Linked DNA regions of Mus musculus: region 2 is linked to region 1. The links are chromatin loops, found by intact Hi-C in ENCODE. Cell type or tissue: heart. All regions are shown on one strand.

The links. A loop is a pair of places that touch in the nucleus more often than their neighbours do. Peaks named below come from ENCODE experiments on the same cell type or tissue, not always from the same donor. Only the 100,000 strongest peaks of a DNase experiment are listed, where the experiment ranks them.
Region 2: a loop joins it to region 1, with 3 times the contacts of the local background. A loop is called at or near these places in 4 of 42 quality-filtered maps.

Annotation. Positions count from the first base shown.
Region 1 is chr16:86,765,187-86,770,186 of GRCm38, reverse strand. It overlaps Gm32461 (predicted gene, 32461), which reads left to right. Exons shown (of 6, transcript NR_153789.1): 6 at 1-261. Among named protein-coding and RNA genes, the nearest start is that of Gm32461, 39 kb to the left of the region's middle. In heart, no CTCF peak of the experiment used is centred here; no DNase peak of the experiment used is centred here.
Region 2 is chr16:85,804,864-85,809,863 of GRCm38, reverse strand. No RefSeq gene overlaps it. Among named protein-coding and RNA genes, the nearest start is that of Adamts1, 4.3 kb to the right of the region's middle. In heart, CTCF peaks have their summits at 2,015 (motif pointing left) and 2,620 (motif pointing left); a DNase peak (open chromatin) is centred at 2,043; H3K4me3 peaks cover 151 bases; H3K27ac peaks cover 857 bases.

The DNA.
Region 1 (5,000 bases):
AAAGATCAGCTTCCATACTGGGCAATGCATTATGGCTTACATAAAGTTTTATTTATGTAGAAAATACTCTGTTAAGTATTGCAGTATGGAAGGCTTATTACTGATGGGTCAAGAATAAAACTGATCCCCAATATGGAAATCAGTATAGCAATTCTTTAGAAAATTAAAATAACTACAATATGATCCAAATAAGTGTTTAACTGAAAGATGCCCAGTGAATGAATCACACAGATAACTGCATAATATTTCCACTGAACCACTTTCCCAATGGCTAAGTAGCAAATTTATGGAACTAATGTAAGGGATCATCAGGATACAGCTATATAAAGAGAAAGTGTGGAACTCATACAGAGATACACATACAGACACACATCTGCACACAGTAATGTGTAAACACACACCTACATGGACAAACACAGACACAGGCACACACCACAGATGCATACACAGACACCAACATATATATACACACATACACTGACACACATAAAAATAACCACTTAGCAAACATATGGTAAGACAGGGTTTGTTCATCTTGCACTCTGAGGTAACAGTCTGTCACAGAGGGGAATCAGGTCAAAAACTGAAGGTAGAAACCATGGAAGAAGGAACTGAAGGAGAAGACAGGGAGGATGTTGCTTGCTCGCTGTCTACTGCCTGAGCTCACTATAGTTCCTGATTTAAGAAAATACATAGCAAAAACTTTCTCCAAAAAGTAAAAACAAACAAATAAACAAAAACAAAACCCCTTAGTTCTGTTACATTAATTTGAATAAATACTCAAGGGGTCACACTGGGTCGCTCATGAGGGATATCTGCCAGCTATAGTGAATCATGCACACAGCTCTTTTTAATCAGAATAACACCACTATAATTTTTCTGTTTCCTATAAAACAAATTTGAACCTAAAAATACTGTCTTTTGGGAATTTGGCTTTCTACACTTAAAAAATAGCATAAACATCTTCTTCAGTGATTTGATTCTCTGGACTTGACCTGTGTAATGTACTTACAGATACTGATGTTATGACTCAGGATTCTAAGTGTAAAGTCCATACGGGGTTTATTGGATGGCATTGTGTAGTAATTCATGATTTCAGAAGTGTCATGGGTACACACTTGTGATCAAAGGTAAGGACACAGTTTCATTTTGCTTTTCCTACTCCACAGACAGGCCCCGGGGGAGAGACAGTAGTTCCTGCAATTCTCAGGATGTTTCAGTGTCACATCGTCAGTGTTCAGATGAGACAATCATTCATTTGAGTGTCCTCCTCCCAACAGTGTGTTCACCTTACCTCCCTACATCAGGATAGGGTATGAGGCCTTGCGTTTATGATGCAGGTTGGCCAGCAGAATGAGGGTTTCATTAAGTTCCTTCATTACCTTGACCATAGGGAAATTAGTTTTATATAATTGTATCCGACGACAATAACTGCCTTTGAATGAGGGATGAGCATTGGTCACATGATCAGCTGTTAGCACTGGTAGAAAATGACAATCACATCCCCTGAGTGTTTCTAGGTAAAGCTGTGGCTTGAAGAAATGGATATGGTACAACCATCATGCAACACAGTAATGGAAGGGATTTTTATTTATTTAGATTTGGGTTGATTCCAACAGGGCTTCCTTTGCAACATCTGTGAACTTCATTAGTCGAAGCATAAAACTCGACTGAAAGGCATTTTGAGAATAGTTTTAAGGCTGCCATAGGGCTATGGAAAATAACCACAATCACAGACAGAAATGCATAAAGTTAGATAAGAATTTTGATTTTAAAAAGCTAAATAGATCAGGAAATATTTTCGATGGAACTCATTTTAGTTTATGATTTACATTTGTTTTAGATTTTGTTTCATCTGACTTCCTTAACATTGGAAATATTTTTGGAATATATAAAAATAAATACATGAAATATTCCTATTTCATACTAATCTTTTAAGTAACTGAACATCTATTTTGCCAATTTATTTTTAATTGCATAAACCATGGAAAGCATTTATATTCATAAAAATGTCTGGTGACCTGTGTTATACTAGAACATCCCCATGTGCTGACAGAAATGTCTGAAATAACCCCTAAGGGCTTTGACGTGGTAAAAATCATTGGACGGAGCACAGGGTCCCCAATGAAGGAGCTAGAGAAAATACCCAAGAAGCTGAAGGGGTTTGCAGCCCCATAGGAGGAATAACAATATGAACTAACCAGTACCCCCCGAGCTCCCTGGAACTAAACCAACAATCAAAGAAAACACATGGTGGCACCCATGGCTCTAGCTGCATACGTTTCAGAGGATGGCCTACTTGGTCATCAATGGGAGGAGAGGCCCTTGGTCCTGTGAAGGTTCTATGCCCCAGTGTAGGGGAATGCCAGGGCTAGAAAGTGGGAGTGGGTGAGTTGAGGAGCAGGGGTAGGGGGGAGGGGATAGGGGATTTTCAGAGAGAAAACTAGGAAAGGGGACAACATTTGAAATGTAAATAAAAAATATCTAATAAAAAGAGTTATTGAATTAGAAAACAAGCAAACAAACAAAAAGGAATGTTTCTAGATTTGTTGTCTCTGTGTTTTGAAGTTTCTGATTAATAAGTTGGAAGAAAACAAAATATACATGTCTGCTGGGGCCTGAGAAAGAGAAGAGATGTGTGAGAGAGAAGAGAAAGGCACTGGTTTCTTTTCCAGACTTGGGTTCTCTTTCCTGCACCCACATCTGGTGTCTCACACTCACACTGCAACTCCGATAGCATAGGGTTCTGAAAAACTTTCCTGGCCCCCAGGGTCACATGTTGTACATGTGCTTTCAAGTTTTGCTAGCTCTGCTCACATTTGGTTTCGATTTCTGAAATTTGATAGAAACAAAAGCATCAGCCTATCAGGTTGTTGTTTGGTGTGGGAACCCCATAAGAACTTCTTGATGAGCCTCCCAATCACAAAGACATTTTCCCCACTCTTGCACTCAGCCATTTACTACCCTTCCATTATCTGGCATACAAGCTCTTCAAATTGTCAATGTAATCCTGTCGTGCACCAGGCCTCTTCAGTGATTGTGACTCACAAGAAAATAGAAATAGAGAAACCTAGACAGTCTGTAGGTCACAGCCTGGATCATCATGCTTGGAACACCACGTTAGATAGGGTGGCAACAAAAATAAAAATGCATGATTCAGTCCTTTAAATACCTACTGTCTTTCACTTTCTGCTTAGTGCCATATTTGCTCACTATTATAAACTCTACAGAGTTCTGTGATGGGCTGCATCTAGTTCTCATGAGTGATCGAAGTGATGGAGACAATGATAGGCCTAGGATAAAGGATACTGAGACCTGAGCTGGTTGTAGATGAAGCTGTTGCTATCTCAGCTTTGCTGACTTAACAATCACTTGAGTTTTCTGACCTGTAATTAAAACATTATTCATGTTTTAATCTGTGCTCTCATGTCCTATGCAACAACCTGCTTTAGAAGGAGTAGTGAAAAGGTTCAGACCCAGTTCTTGGCCTGAAGAGCTAGTTTTGAATCTCTGCCGTTATTCCTTAGCTTCATGACCATCTCCTTACATTCACACTGGAGTTCCATGCTCCACTTTATTGCTGTTTAGATTTAGCCACATCGTATTTAAATCCAAAGGTCTAATGTAAATGTCATAAATTTGTTCTGGAGCATTTCATCACACCTACAGATCAACAGATATCTGAGCAGTGTTTTCTCTTCAGACTCAGGCTACCTACAGCCTTTCTCTAGCAGGTCACTGGCCAAGGCTTTTTTGCCTGCACCTGGGTACTGAGAACCTTTCTCTTATAATTCCACACCTTTGCCCTGTAGCTTAGCACTAATGCCAGCAGACAGCGATGAACCAAGAGCCCCAGGCTATGTGAAATGAGGACTACTCTGGATTAAATTGTTGTGCTCAAAAAATAAAGAATGAGTCAGAGCATGCCTAATTCCACAGGAAGGAGATTCGTCGCAGCAGAAAACATGTGGAGCTCATTTGGTCAGAAAGGAAATATTAACATCGAGAATTCCACATTGACTCCAACTCCTTCACATTTGTTGGATCCCTGACAGAGCCTTGTTGTGTTTCAGCATAAACATGGTAGGGACATTACAATAGGATGTTATGAAAATGTGAATCAAGAATGACTATCGTTACAGCAAACGCTTGTGCTTTATACATTGTTCCGAACTCCATCCTCGTAAGGAGCCTGTACTGATACAGGGCTCAGGGATTTTGAGAGATTTGAAACAAGAAGTGATTTTTACATAATGTTCTCTCATGTTCCATTCTGGCTGAATTCTGTAACATTCCTTTAAAAATAATGTACACTTGGAGTGAAGCAGACAAATACATTTCCTTCAATAATGTGGAAGTCAGCTGTAGTTGTTTTACATGAATAATTGATTTTTTTTTAGTGTCCTATTTACTGCTAACAATCTTTTTGTTATTCAGATATTGAAATTGCCTCAAAGCATTCATTTTAGGGAAGATTCTGCAATCACTTTGTACCCTTCCCTTTCCTACATTGCTGCCCTTTCTTGTGTGAAACTGATTTCTGTATCTGTAGACTTGCTCCCAAGCTCTCCATTGTCCCATCTCTTTCTCCATAGCCTTAGAGACAATGTAACCTTGTTTATCCACACCCTTTAGTCTTGTGTGTGTGTGTGTCTGTGTGTGTGTGTGTGCATATGCACGCATGTATCAATGATTTCCTGTGATGTTTGTATAGAAGGTCTTTACAAACAATTTGAAAGAGTACAAGAAGTCAAGGCATAAGAATGACTCTGATCGGGATCGTTGAATGCTAATCTACTTTATTTAGGAAGGAATACTTAAAGAGGTTGTATAATCTGCTAATTTTTTCAGAGTTATCAGCTCATCTGAAGCACCTAGCATTGTAAAAGATGAAAAACAGCACAGTTGACATCACTTGAGCTACTTTAATATCCTTTGACACTGATTTCATGTTAATTGAACATTTTACAAATACTTTTAAATGAACTATTTTATAAAGA
Region 2 (5,000 bases), 960 kb after region 1:
GTCTCCACCAAATATGGACTTGTTTACACCGCCAGCATCATGGTGCACCTGTGCAGCTCTCACGATGGTCGTGGCTATTTTCAGGTGTATGAGGAAGTCAGGTGCAAGTCATAAGACTTAGCTGCAGTCCCGGGCGCCATCTTGGGACTGCTGCCACACCCGCTCCTCACAAAAAAATCTTACTGACAAATGCCCAACAGTGGATAGATGGAACTCCAGAGTCCACCTCCAGTAGAAAGAAAGACTAGGTTACTAACCTACAGTTAAATTTTCTGATCCAGAATTGTTCCTGTTTAAAAAAAAAAAAAACTGCAGAAACAAAAATGGACAAGAGACTGAAGGAAAGGCCATTCAATGACCAGCCCAACTTGGGATCCATCTCAAGGGAAGGCTCCAAGGCCTGACACTGTTAGTGATGCTATGATGTACTTACAGACAGGAGCCTAGCATGGCTGTCCTCTGAGAGGCCCTACCAGCACACATTAACGTCACCTACCTATTTACAATTGTATACCCTTTTTAAAAGTAGTTTTCATTGTAAGTGTGTACATATGTTTATGTGAATGTAGTGTGCATGCACGTGTGTGTGAGTGTGTGTGTGTGTGTGTGTGTGTTTGCATATATGTGTGCCTTGTTGCTTGTTGCTATGTGCTTGATGGAGACCATGGGATGATGTTAGGCTTCCCAAATTCCTTCCTCACATTATCCTCTTGAGAAAGTGTTTCTTCACTAAATCTGGAGATGGGAAGTGACCAGCAAGCCCCAGCATCCCTTCACTCTCTACCTCCAAAGGCTGAGGTTACGGCTATTTGACTACGTGCAGTTTTCTCCATGAGCTCTGAATTATCTCCATTCTTCTGATCTTTTCAGGCTAAATGTGTGACGTGAAAATAAAGCTAAATGCTTGATACAACAAAATGCATAGGCTGAGACATCACACTGCATCCTCAAAACACGCACAATCATTATGTGTCAAGTAGATGCAATATTTAAAAAATGGGCTTTTTTCTCTGGGCACTATTCCTTGAGATGGTATATGGCATCAAGAGAAATGCTTAGTCAGAATGAAGTCACTACAGTCTGAGGACTCCCAACTGTGTTCTTAGCTCCTTCTTTACTGCATTCAATATCTAATGTTTCCCACATTAGCAGCCTCTCCTGTTGATTACCTTCAATCTGTTACCTTCAGTCTTTGCAAGGTTTGCCATCGTCGATTTTTTCATACAAGGAGTCTGGGGCCCAGTGACAGTCCTAGATCTCTTAAGGTCATAAAGTAAGGAGGTGACAAATTCAGAACATCAGAATTCAAACTCAGATTTATCTCAATCTCCAATCCGGTCGGCAACAAGGGCAGAGAACAGACTCATCCCTATACGTGGACATGGCTCTGTTAATCTTTCCAGACGTGAGCATATGCATCCCCTGATCTGTGTATGTTTGGAAAATGCTGTGGGAGGGGAAGACTGGGAAACAGCATAGGACTTTGCAGACAGCTGAGTGTCAGGGACTCAGAGAAGTCTCCATTTCTCAGCCCTGATGCATTGTCATGGGCCATCTCAGTTCTAAATTTAACTACCAGTTGTCAGTAGGAAGGAGTACTGGCAAATCACAAGTCGTCGTCCGGTACAGGGCCTTACAGGTTTACAGTAAAGTCAGGAGCAAATCTCACTCCCAACACTTTTGGAAACCTGGCTCTCATCTTCTGGCTGTAATAGAAGCTGGGGGATACCTCCGATCTCTGCCTACTCATCAACAAACTGCATGCTTGTTGGTGGTAGTTCAAACGTCCTTCTTCAAAGTCGTGCGTGCCTCCTGATGACTAAGATAATATGCTTTTAACTCCAGTATTCATTAAACTCATGAAATTGTGCTACTATACTTTACCTTAAGCAATAACACATCTTCAAAATATGGCTTTTAAATCACATTGTATTGGGAAGTCACTTACATTTGGGATGATCACACACTGAAGAAGAAAAAAAAAAACTGTCTGGCTAAATCTATTTTAAAATTTGTCTTTTGTTGCCCCCTGGTGGTTGAACATTTTCCTCACCCTGCCCCGCCCCCACTCCACTACCAAACTTTTTTTTTTCCCTCATCCTTTTTAACTTTTTGTTGTGGCCAAGGGAAATACCTTAAACCTGGAAAAGCAATTAAAGCCAGTTCCAAGTGTCAAGTAGCAATTCACACACACGCACACACACACACACACACACACACACACACACACACCAAAACAAAAACCATGCATAGCAAATGAATCAATGATGCTGTAATTCTCTCAATAGATTGCACGTCTGTGATTTCTTTCTCCATTTGAGTTGCACTGAGCTCTCAACTGTGACAAATAAAAGCAGCCAAAGATAATTCTCGTTTTTAAAATATCCTAATAGTATTTGGATTAAGCTAACAAAATCACATGCTTAAAAATTAGCTGCGGGCTTGAAAATGTGTAAATACAAGTAATATTGAAATATTTAAAAATTGGTTTACAGATTCCTTAAAATGGTAAGAGAAATCTGTTACATATCGTTGGAAAGACATAAAACTTTTGCAAATTCCTAGTTTAACTGGAAAAGAAAACCAAATACCATTTGTTGTAGACTATCGCCACCTTGTGGGCTAAGCAAGAGGTACTGAAGCTGGTGACCCTTTTAAGGTGGAATTTTTTTTCTAATATAAAATTCCTTTTTCTAATAAAATAAAATTAATAATTGTAAAAAGAACATAAGTCACAAGTCTGATAATATATTTACTTACCAAAGATTTATATTAAAATACCAAGAGATATTTTATTAAAAATTATGACTGTGGTAGTTTATTTCTGAGATCCCCAGTTTCATACTGAATCATCTTGAACAAGTTAATGAGCCACTTTAAGGCTCCCCTCTGCTATATTTTTCAGGAAAATAAATTAGAAAGATTATACTTCTCTCAGATCTTCCAGTGTACAAATTTGGGGTTGGTAGATACCCTATGTCCAAATGGAATTAATAATTTTTCAGACTTTGATGTTTATTAAACTCACAACCTGCTTAAAATGGATGTTTTCTTTCTGAAATCTCCATTTAGATAAAAAATATTCATTGCTCCAGCGTTGACATTTGTTCCTATGTACTCCAAAGGGAGACTAACGCCAGACGGCTTTTGCATTTCTAATTGGCAGAGCATGTAGTAGGAGTTACAAATCAAAAGCCTTCCATGCTTATGAAATGTGCTCATTAGCTGTTACTGTAGGTGATATTTACACTCAAAGAATCCTAATAGCGCCTCCATATTACCAGACTTCCTCACCTCCATGGCTGCCTGGAGAGTGCTCTCTTTGATAAAGACTTCACGAGAATTATTCTGTGTCTTTAACCTGTGGATCCTTGAGACACGCAAACATGGAAGAAACTCATTGACGTTCACAGTTGATACCCACTTCTTTTACTTCAAACTCTACTTTTTTTTTTTCCCTCCCTTGGGGACTCAGTGTGTAAAAAAAAAAAAAAAAAAAAAAAAAAAAAAACAAGTCTTCTTTTATAAGCTTGAATTTTGTATTTTGAGATGAATGAGTTCAGGTCATCTCAGTAAGTTCCCAAATAAATAACTTCTTGAAGTCTTCCTCTTAAGACGCGTTAAGCTGGTGTTTCTGCAAGCTCATCTATGAAGAAATACACTCTATAGGAAGAAAACCAGAAGTACAAGGGACAGATGTTAGCAGAGCATAGGGATTTCGAGTTGCCGACACAAATCCAGGAGCAAGGGTTTTATAAGTGTAACACTATGCAAGTTACTACAACAACCCAGTGTTTCACCATTGTCTCTCTGGTCAGTAAATGGAACCCCTAAGATCTTGCTTTTTCATTCAGATATTTTCTTTCAATTTACATTTTGCTTATACAGATGGGTATGTGTTATAGGCTTGTGTGCCAAACACACAATGCTGATCTTAATTGTTTTAAAAGTGGATTAGAGACTCTTCTGAATGTGCACTATTTTTTTTTCAGTTTAGTAATTGGCAACTCCAATACTCATGTCTCTGTTGAAGCGATTAAAAAAGAATCATTTCCCAGAACTACAGGTGCACAACAGATTGGAGCCATTATGCAAAAGAACAGAAATCTGGAGAGAAACCCAGAGAATATAAAAGCCATGTTCCTGGCAACCCTTTCCCCTTTAACTCAGTGCCTTTTTTTTTCCAGCTCTATTTGGATACAGAACATGAAATATGAAAAAATTATAATGGATTTGAAGTAACCCATTTGAGATTCGAAATGTACTCCCAAATGAAAATCTCTTTCAATAAGAGCACACGAGAGGCAGAAATGGGCTCACAGCCAAGCTTGCAACTTTAAAAGGTAAAGTCGCCTGCCATGGGAGAGTGGAGAGACTGAAATATACTACACTTTGATTTGAAAATTACATATGTTTCTGGTGGTCCTGCAACTCTTCCTTCCTGCCTCAATTGAAGGAGATCACACATACATTATGGATCTAGTAAGACTTTCATCCCTTGTCCACCTCAAGCATCTTTCATCTCCCTTGCCCACCGGCTTTTATGTTCTACATTCTAAGCAAGGAAGTAAAGGCACGGGTGAATCTGCCCTTGTTTGTATTTGTTCTCACAAGTATCTAACCTTGCTGGTTAGCAAGTGAGAGAGAACAGAGGGGAAAGGAAGCCACACAAACAGGAAAGATTAAAAAAAAAAAAAAAAGTCAGGCAGCATAACAGAAAATGGAAATGCTTCTCAAATAAAGTGGGTCGACCGACCAGGAATGTGGGCTTCGGGAAAGCCCACTTGTGAATCAGGTTCTTAAACAAAAAAGAAAGAGGCCGGACACCCCACAAATGAATGGGCTCCGCTCCTAACTGTGGATGTCAGTGAGAGCTGAAGAAGAGCTGAAGAAAGATGAAGAAACAGAAAGGAAGGAAGACGAACAACATCAAAGTTCCCTGGTGGAAGAGCAAGGTTGCTTGATGTGTTTAGTTCAGCTATCAGTGTGATTTTAAGAAA